Regions from separate parts of the Homo sapiens genome. Here all the other regions are linked to region 3. A link is a contact called in ENCODE Hi-C or POLR2A ChIA-PET data. All regions are on one chromosome and are shown on one strand. The core of a region is the stretch at or near the end of the contact, and the rest is flanking DNA. Distances in the headings are between cores, read along the strand shown.

Region 1 (3,172 bases), core at 562-3,061, 2.7 Mb before region 3:
ACGTGGCATTAGCTGTGGCAGCTGCAGGTGAAGGATCCACCTCCGAGAGGGTGTCTTCACCCCTCTGCCTGGTGCTAGATGCTCTGGGGGCCCTGGGTGTTGCTTGCTTGGACTTCCTCACAACATGGCAGCTACAAAGCATCTCATGACCTAGCCTTGGAAGTCTCAGGACATCATTTCCACTGCATTCTATTGTTAAGTCCATCACTAGGCCACCCCATATTCAAGGGGAGGGAAGGAATAGACACATCTTGGATGGAGTTTGGGGTGTGTATGTGTGTGTGTGTGTGTGCATGTGTGCATGCCCATGAGGCAGAGGGCAACCTAGGAGGGGCCTGGCCTGGCCACAGCCCACCTTCCAGGTCAGATTGGGAAGGGGCAGGTGGTGGGCAGGAAGTAGAGGAACCTGTGTTTTGCCTCCAGCAAGGAGCCCAGGAAAGCAGCCCGGCCTCGGGGAGCCGTCCCACAGAGACGTCTCTCGGGGAACATCCTACTGGGTAGCAGAGTCTCCAAAAAGTAAAAAGAATCTGACAGCCCCTTCTCTGCCCTTCTCCTACACTCCCTCCATAGCACATGGGTCTGGAAGGGGCTGAACTTGAGCTAACTTTGAGGGCCACCCAGCCACAGTGGCCTGGGAAGACTGACCCAGCTGGGGTGATGAGCAATTTGGCAGGTACCAGGGAAGCTGGGGGACTGCCTGGGGACCACTGGTGTCCTTCCCATCTTTAGCACCAGTCAGACCTCCAGAACCTTGACTCAACCCCGTGGCACCTTGTATACTGAGATGTATTTCCTTGTGGAATATTCGAAGTGCGTGTAAAGGCATCCTGAGGTTTCCTGAGTTTGAATCAGTGAGAAATCATGCTGTGGCCATCATAAATCCACATCCTCCAAGGGGAATGGGCCACTGAAACAAAAATGATTCTCCCCTTAGAGGAACAGACCAAGTCATGTTTCTGGACCCCTAACTCTGAGGCATGAGATGTGAACACACGGGTGGGAGAGTAGGTGCCTGGCCATGTCCTGTCACATCCCGGATGCTCAGTGCATGTGGCTGTGTATGTGTTGTCTTTGACATTTGACCTATTCCAGAAATGGGACGTTCTTCCCTAGACCAGGAGGAAGGGCTCTCTTCTGTTGTATATCTCTGCCCAGGGCTTGCCCGCATGCCTCTGTGTTTGTTTGTTGGCTCATTTGTACCCTGGCCCTTTGTATCCCCAGCCCCACCCCACAGTATCCAGCAGCCAGACACCTGCTATCCCCAAATGCTGCCACAAGCTCAGCACCAAACCTTGATTTCTCCAAAGCCCTTTTACGTCAACTCCTTCATCTCCTCTCTCCCCTTCTTCCCTTCTCTTTCACTCCATCCTCTTCCTTCCTGCTGTCTTGCCTTCCCTCCTTTGTTGCCTTTACTTCTCCTCTTCCCCTTTCTTCCTCCTCCCTTGCTCCTCACTCTTTGTCTCCCAACTATGCGTCTCCTCGTCCTCGTTCCCTGCCTCTGTCTCTGACCCACTGCATCTCTCTCCTGTCTGGCTCTCCCCTGGGTAGTTCCAGAAACATACCCATATATGGCCTCCATGTCAAGGATCACAAATGATGACATCACGTGAGGGCCAAAGCTCCGGGATCCTCTCTGAAGTGAGAGTCTGTATTCGATGCACCCGGAGGAACGGAAGGCAGGATTGCAGCTTCCTCAGTGCAACCTCCAAACAGGAAATCTGAGATGTATAACATCTTATAGTTTGGCTTGTCAACGTTGGTCATGCGGTGGCCCCAAAATAAACTCCCTGCTTCAAAGGACAGCGTTTCAGAACTGCCTGGCAGAGCAGCCAGAAGCTTGGGGCCAGGGCAGAAGGAAAACTCGGGGAGCATGTTCTGAATTAAGACACTTTCAAGAAAATCCTTTGTATTACCCCTGAATTGTACCCTTGTTTCAGAGCCTAACAGGTAATGCATGCTTTCAACTTTCTTATACAGATCTTGCAAAAGATTCTTTGGCTGGTGGGGATTTTCGGCTGCAGTACTTACTGGAAACCGCTTGTAGTCAAACTGTGATGTTGCTTTTCCCTCTCTCTCGTATTTTCTTGAGTTATACAGCACGCTGGTGACTTTCGTTTTGGATGCAATGAACAGAGACTCAGCAATTTGCATGTACTTACCCATTCTTCTGGAGGACTCTGGCTCAGAATATCACTCTGCTGTGCACTTCTAAAAATGGAAATGCAAAAGGACTTATCAATGATGCTATTGTTGGGTCTGTAGGTCTTGGGCGGTATCTGTGTCAGACAAGTGACTTTCAGAAATGCTTTCAGGCCAGGCGCACAGATAGAGGTTTTCATGAGTGGGAGTTAATTTAATGTAGCTGTTGCAGAGTGCCTAGGCATGCACGGTATTGTGGGAGACCATAGCAGCCAAGGTGCCATGTGCTCTGCTTTCAACTGTTTGGGGATTAGGAGAGGAAATGGAGGAATGTTATTTATGTGAGATCCAACAAAGCTGTGGAATGCAGGGATGCAAGAATACCATGCATGTGTGTGCACACGCATATGCATGACACATTTAAGGAGGCCATGGCCTTTGAAAGGATGGGTGGGATGCCTCAGGGTGGAAACAGAGACCTCCAGGTGGAGGAGCAGCTTGGGCAAAGGCAGGGAAGTCAAGGGACCTGGGGTGATGATGGAAAGTGAAATGTGGCTCTGGCAAAGGGTTCTGCATGTGAAAAATGGGGGTGAGGCTAGAAGGGGAGGCCAGAGGGAGAGGCACATCCTTCCAGGCCAAGCAAGAAGTTGGAACACTTTCTGAGAGTTTTTGAGCAGAGGACGGCATGCACATAGCCACATGCATTGAGCATCTGGGATATGAAGGGACACAGCCAGGCACCTACACTCCCACCCGTGTGTTCACATCTCAGGCCCCAGAGGTGGAGGCCCAGAAACATGACTTGGTTTCTGGTGCCTCTAGGTGGAGAATCATTTTCATTTCAGTGGCCCATTCCCCTTGGAGGATGTGAGATTTGGCTTCGGTGGCTCTTCGGGAAGCCAGGGGTATGCACTGGAATGAGGAGGCAAGGAGGCTGGTGACTCCTAGGGAGGGCAGGTAAATGAGGAAGGCCTGAAGCAGGGCAGAAGCTGAGCCCCTGCACAGGACAGGAATGCTCTTCTGAAGATAAGCT
Region 2 (3,028 bases), core at 118-2,617, 2.7 Mb before region 3:
TAAAGGAATAGATGGAAAGGCAGCAGAGTGGAAAGAGAAGTAGGTCTAGAGATTCAAATTCTTCCTCTACACTTACTGGCTGTGCAACCTTAGGTGGGTGGCTAACCCTATCTGAGCCCCAGTGGCCTCATCTTTATAACAGCAACAACAAAAACATGCTGTGCTCCCCTTGCAGTATTCCTGTGAAAAGCAAATAAGATGAGGTGGGCGTTGGAGCCTTCCCACATCTTGCAGCTCGTATTGACCTCCCCGGCCCTGTCTGAGTGCTCCAGCACCAATCTCATGATGGCCTCTGCTTCACAGACAAGCTTCTTGGGTCTTCCTGGGACACCCTCCTGAGAGTGTTCCCAACTAGACTGTGACCTCCTAGGGGACAGAGAGCTGAGCTGATACTGTTTATTTATTTATTTATTTATTTATTTATTTATTTATCTCCAGTGCCCAGCTTAGAGCCTGGATCATTGTAGCTACCTAATAAATGTTTTTAAACAAATAAATACCTTTGAAACCAATAAAAAGCTCTAGCAATGCAATTGATCATTATTATATTGTGACCAAAATGGAGTCCACTGAGTCTTCTGGATCTTAGAAATGAAAGATCAGTATCCCAAAGAAAACAGAATTCTGTTAAAAACCATTTCCCAATTTGCTTCTGTCTCACCTCAACGTAAGGCACAGAATTTGATGAGGATCAAATGAGGATCATTTGCCAAGCTTTGGTCCCCTAAGGGACCCCAAAGGGACAGACCTAGCTTCCTGTTCCATGGAGAAGTGGGGTCCATGAACCCATGAAGTGCAGAGCCCAAGGTTTCCATGAATGGACCAGCCAGAGTGAGTCCAGGAGGCTGGGTCTTCCTAATCTTTAAACCTCTGCATTTCATTTAAGATACATTTCTGAGAAGACAAAGGAGGAAAACATGAAGCAGGAACTGGCTGAGGCTGTTGTGTGCACAGCTTCAAACAATTCAAATCAAGCCACCCACACTTACTCTGCACTTATGATATGCCAGGTTGTGAATCAGGGCTGGGTCCTGCTCTCCCTAAGATCACAGTCTAATGAGGGTGAAGGCCCAGAACTACCTGATGACACAGCAGGGAGAGCACAGCTTCCTCAGTTACAGAGGGACCCTGGAAAAGGTCAATTCACTTAGTCAAGGAAGTAGGCTTTGCAGGATGAATAGGAGTTCATCAAGCAGACTAGAGGAAGCAAGCCTCTTTGAGCCTCAGTTCTCTCATTTGCAAAGGAAGCCAATTACATCTCCTTCACCAAGTGGACTGGGGAATTAAATGAGATGCTTGGTGCAATGTGCCTGTTATAACAAGTGCTCAATGAGTCACATGTGTCTCACGGCACAGTGGTGGGCGTGGGGTGGACTCGTGGCATGGGGTGGGCGTGGGGTAGACTCATGGCACAGTGGCGGGTGTGGGGTGGACTGGTGACATGTTGGCGGGCGTGGGGCGGAATCGATTTTGTTAGCTCCCTCCTCTATTAAGGTGCCTACCTGCCCCCTGCATTCAGCCAGGCCCAGCCCAATCACTGCCTCCCTGGGGCTGACCTGGGCTTCTTACTAACTCAGACAGAGCAGCCATCCATTGACTCACCGAGAGGCTAGGAGCACTGTCCTGCCAGCCCATTCTCTGCTCTCACTGAGGCTGACCGTGCCTGAATTCATGACAAGCTGGACTCCAGGGTCAGGTGACGGTGACACATTCTCCACCCCAGAACCTGCCCAGTGACACACAAAGGACAGAGGCCCTACCTGGGGCTCTTCCAGGGCATGACCTACACCCACATCCTGCCGAGGCCAGGCTCCTCTCGCCTGTGATGACTCAGCCCAGGAGGTTTGCTCTGTTGGGAATTCCCCTGCTTGGGGCCCGAGGGGAAATGGGGCCTCCAGCCTTGATTGGCGAGAGCACGAAACCCAGCCAGGGGCCCTGGCTCCCCAGCCAGCCCTGAGACTCACGACTCAGTAACTCTGAGCGGTCGCCTTGCCCAGTTGCCAGCCCCAAAGCCAGTGGATGCACTCGGATCTCAGTGCTCCCAGAATGAGCCCTTCTGCCCCGATCTCAGCCCGTCCTCTGTGACTCTGTGGCTGTGTGTGGCCTTGTCTCCCTCTCTGCTGACTTCCAAATATCCTCAGGATCCACAAAAAGATAAATTTTAATGAGCTGCATCACCACCCAGAGTGGGCCTGGGACTGAGCCAGAGCTGGGAACTCTTTGTTGAATGGAACTCAGTCTGTCTGTTTCCTCATCTGCAAAATGGGAACAGCACACCCGCTGCTTCCATCAATGGTGGCAGGAGAATGGAAATGAGGAGAGGCTCGGCATGACTTTGTGAACATTTGCCCTGCACAGTTGTTAGAAACTGTCATCATCACCAGCTCCCTCCACCTCCATCAACCTCAACATCCCGGCCACCATTGCTGCTGCCATTACTATGCAGAGACAGGTCCTCGTTTAGATGGTGCAGTGGGCTTTTTCCCAGTGCTTTATTATCCTGCTAAAAACATTCTAACAATGGCAGGTAACTGGAGGCCACACATGCACTAAGTATGAGGGTGGCCGTGACCCAAGGATCCTGGGAGGTGGAAGCCCAGGGCCTCATCAAGACGACAGGGCTGGAGACAGCTGAGGTGAGCCTGGCCCCAGGCTGCCTCCACCTGCCGGCTGTCTCTCCTTCTCAGGACCAGGCACTAATGCAAAGGACACTGAACCCAGCAGCTGTCAGGGCTGAGGAGGGGCCTTGGCTCTGGGATCTGTTGGACACTGAATCTCTCCACAGCTACAGAAACAGTGTGGACATCCCCAGTCTGGTCCTGGTCCCACTTCTCCATTTTGCAAATAAGGAAACTGAGGCACAGAGCGGGGATGGGGCTTGTCCAAAGTCACAGGGACAGTCAGTGTGGAGGTCGGAGAGCTGGAGAGAGGACGAAAAGGCAGGAAGAGGCCAGGCCTTCAGAGGACAGGGTGGCATCAGGAGCTGGGCGGACAGTGGTAGTCTGAACCTCTGCTCCACTCGCTGTCA
Region 3 (3,048 bases), core at 260-2,759:
CACTTCCGCAACTCAGAAGTAGCACGTGTGTCTAAATGCACGCTACTGCACCACAACAAGCTGAAGCCTTTGCTCGTAACATAAGGCCTGCAAGAAGCAACTGACGTAGGAAACTTTTTTTTTTTTGAGACGGAGTTTCGCTTTTGTCGCCCAGTCTGGAGTGCAATGGCATGATCTCAGCTCACCGCAACCTCTGCCTCCCAGGTTCAAGTGATTCTCCTGCCTCAGCTTCCCGAGTAGCTAGGATTACAGGCATGCGCCACCACCCCCAGCAAATTTTTGTATTTTTAATAGAGATGGGGTTTCACCATGTTGACCAGGCCGGTCTCCAACTCCTGACCTCAGGTGATCCACCCGCCTCGGCTTCCCAAAGTGCTAGGATTCCAGGCGTGAGCCACCGCACCTGGCCGGAAATAGTTTTTAAAAGGCCTGCTATGTGGTAGCATTTGCTTGGAGGGCCCAGGCCCCACTGAAGGGGATTTCCTTAGACCCCCTACCAACAGAGTGAGGGCAGTGGAGCCAAGGCTCTTGGCATGAATAAGATGGGCATCAGTGTTTTAAACTGTGTTGGTCCCCAGAGCAGGGACCAAGCACAGGGCTCTGGCCACTTCCAGCAGGAAGGACTCGCACCCCCAGTGGCCCCATGCACCGTATCTGTTGGCTTCCTGGCTCTGGCAACGTAGCTTATAATCAGCTTCCAAGGAGTCTGCCTTGGAGGGAGGTGGTTACGCCAAAATGCTGGGCCTTTCCATCCTCCGTGTTATGTGTGTGAGGGAGGGAGTTTAGTAAGTGCTCCTGAGAGCCAGAAGGGCCCCCGGGGCCAGAGCCCTGGGCTTGATTCCTTCTCTGGGGACCGACACAGTTGAAAACATTGATGCCCGCCCTATCCTTACTGATGCCCAGAGCCTTAGCTCCACTGCCTTCGCTCTGCTGCTCTGCCAAACAGGATCCTACCTGCTTCACCACATCCGTGGCTGCCCACCTTCACTGCACTTTAGAACAGTCCAGGGAGCTTTAGAGCCACTGATGCTGGCACGTCACTTCCAGGAAACATGATTTAACCAGCCCCGGGTGGGGCCCGGGCATTGGTATTTTTTTTGTAGGCTCCCAGGTATGTTCTCATGCACATGGCCAGGGTTGAGCCCCAGTGACCCAGATGTTGGCGGCTTCCCCCACCCTTGCCTGGATCCCGGTATCCTGTAGGTGCTGAAAGGTGGCTAGAATTAGCCCACCCCCTCCTCCTGTATCCCCCCACCACAGTCCTGAGGGCACCTGCCCCTAGCTCAGGCTTTCACATTCCCAGCGAGGCTGCTCACTGACTCTGGGTTGCATGGAGAGCAGAGGAAGATGCGTGGAGAGAGCCATTCCGCCGCCCTCAGCCTCTGGCTGGCGAGTGGTTCCTCGGCAACCGCCCAGCCTGACACCAGATTGGAGTTCACATGATTCTGCCTCAGCTCGGGAATGGGCAGCCTCCAGCTGGGGATTTTCTAGCCGGAGCTGGGAGGTTCAGGCTGCGGGAAGTCGCTGGAGGGAGAGCTGGGATCGTGGCTGCAAGGGTGCCCAGGCTCCTGCAGAGCCTCTGCAGGAAGCCCAGCTGTTTGAGGTTTGAAGGCAGAGCCTAGCTGGGGCAGGCAGAGTCAGAGAGGACTCGTTTCAGAGTCCCCCCTCAGAGGACTCCCTCCATCCTGATTTCAGCAGCTGCCTGCTCCTCACCTGGTTGCAGAGACCACACTGCCTTCCTGGGGCCCTGAGGCTCTAGGAGAAGCTGGAAAGCACAGGTGGGGGTCCATCCAGCTGTTTCCAAACTGCGGGTTGTGACCCATTCATGGGTCAGTAAATCAACTTCATAGCTCATGACCTGCATTTAAAAAATTGAAATAGAATAGAAATGATCAGAGTGCGTGGCAAGAAGTAGGGTAAGTATTGCTTTGGGGAAGTTTGTTGCTTTGTACAGATGTGTGTGTGTGTGTGTGTGTGTGTGTGTGTGTGTGTGTCTGTGTTCTGGGTCGCGATGTCAGGTGTATTTCTTGCTATTGCTTGTGATCCAAAAAGCTCAAAGGCAGCAAGTTGGTGCCTAGACACGTGGGTTCTGGATTCAGATCCACCCCAACTGACTGTGTGAGTTTGAGCCTCCCTGCATTAGCCTCTCTGGGCTTCAGGTTCTGAGAAATGGCTTAGCAATGCCAGCCCACCTGACTCACAGGGACTTCGTGGGCCCAGATGGGACTGACCTTTGAAACAGTGACAAGGGTTCTAGAAGTGAGATGCTATGGTCCACGTTGTTGCTGGAGTGAGGCGATCTGGGGGGAAAATGGGGACTAAGGAAAAATGCATCCTGATGTTTCCCCTCTCCTCAGAGGGAAAAATAAAGCACTTTCAGAAAATGAAACAGCCTTGCTTAAAGCATGCAGAGGTTTGGCCAACTGAAGGAAAAGGAAGCTGGGCCCTGGGGAAACTCCCCAGCTCTTGTGGGTTTGGGGTTCCGTGAGCAGCCCTGGCACCATGAGTAACTGTCTGTGTGCGTGCCGGTGTGTGCTGCACGAAAGGGGGGGCGAGTTAGATCACTATTTATGTGCCAGCTGGAATCCAGCATTTAGGCACCTCCGCCTTCTGACTTGGGACATGCAAGAGACTCCTAGCTTAGTCAGAGAGGCCTTTCCTTCCTGTTGGGAGCTTAATTTCTCTTGGTCATTAAAGTCCTCAGAGACCTCTATGCTGATTTGCATTTGCTAAAGATTTGCTTTCAGGCGTTGAGTCACTCTATAGTTTTTCTCAATTTTTTAGCTGGGTAATAAAGTGTTATTTTGATTCTTTTCTCCAATGCCTTCCCAAACTACGGACTGGCCACGTGGCTGGTTTTCCTCAGTGGGCGTTGAAAACATGGTTGACCTGCTAAAGCATAGTCCAGGTGAAGGGGCCAGGCCAGGACCAAGCCTGGTGGCCATTGCTGCAGCATCTGTGAGGACTGGAGCTTGGCTGAGCTGGGGGCTTGAGGGTGGTGGTTCTGGGATGATCATGATAGTCAGCACAGCATGAAGGAAAGTATGG

Evidence for each region. A loop is a pair of places that touch in the nucleus more often than their neighbours do. ChIA-PET counts read pairs that join two places held with the same protein, here RNA polymerase II (POLR2A). Pooled maps may share reads with other maps.
Region 1: a map of naive thymus-derived CD4-positive, alpha-beta T cell shows a loop between it and region 3 (8-fold over the local background). The contact joins the promoter of ASB2 here to the promoter of GPR68 in region 3. A Hi-C loop is called at or near these places in 1 of 168 maps with a recorded cell type or tissue (naive thymus-derived CD4-positive, alpha-beta T cell), 9 of 37 single-sample maps with no recorded cell type and 7 of 50 pooled maps. POLR2A ChIA-PET finds 5 or more read pairs at or near these places in 1 of 52 experiments (activated naive CD8-positive, alpha-beta T cell).
Region 2: a loop to region 3 is called in a map with no recorded cell type, with 14 times the contacts of the local background. The contact joins the enhancer-like site here to the promoter of GPR68 in region 3. A Hi-C loop is called at or near these places in 7 of 37 single-sample maps with no recorded cell type and 8 of 50 pooled maps.

What each region holds. Positions count from the first base shown.
Region 1 is chr14:93,975,209-93,978,380 of GRCh38, reverse strand. ASB2 (ankyrin repeat and SOCS box containing 2) reads left to right here and starts at 1,811. Exons shown (of 10, transcript NM_001202429.2): 1 at 1,811-1,947. LOC107984663 (a long non-coding RNA gene) reads left to right here. Exons shown (of 4, transcript XR_001750861.2): 4 at 1-956. RefSeq lists an enhancer at 2,759-3,172.
Region 2 is chr14:93,958,355-93,961,382 of GRCh38, reverse strand. All of the region lies in intron 2 of ASB2 (ankyrin repeat and SOCS box containing 2), which reads left to right. Among named protein-coding and RNA genes, the nearest start is that of MIR4506, 12 kb to the right of the region's middle. RefSeq lists an enhancer at 1,119-2,318. Within about 2 kb of position 1,367, at least 8 of the 41 ENCODE cell types and tissues checked have a DNase peak (open chromatin) inside an H3K27ac peak, as active enhancers do.
Region 3 is chr14:91,243,165-91,246,212 of GRCh38, reverse strand. It overlaps GPR68 (G protein-coupled receptor 68), which reads left to right and starts at 1,509. Exons shown (of 2, transcript NM_001177676.2): 1 at 1,509-1,916. RefSeq lists enhancers at 1,742-1,791, 1,311-1,812, 2,872-2,981.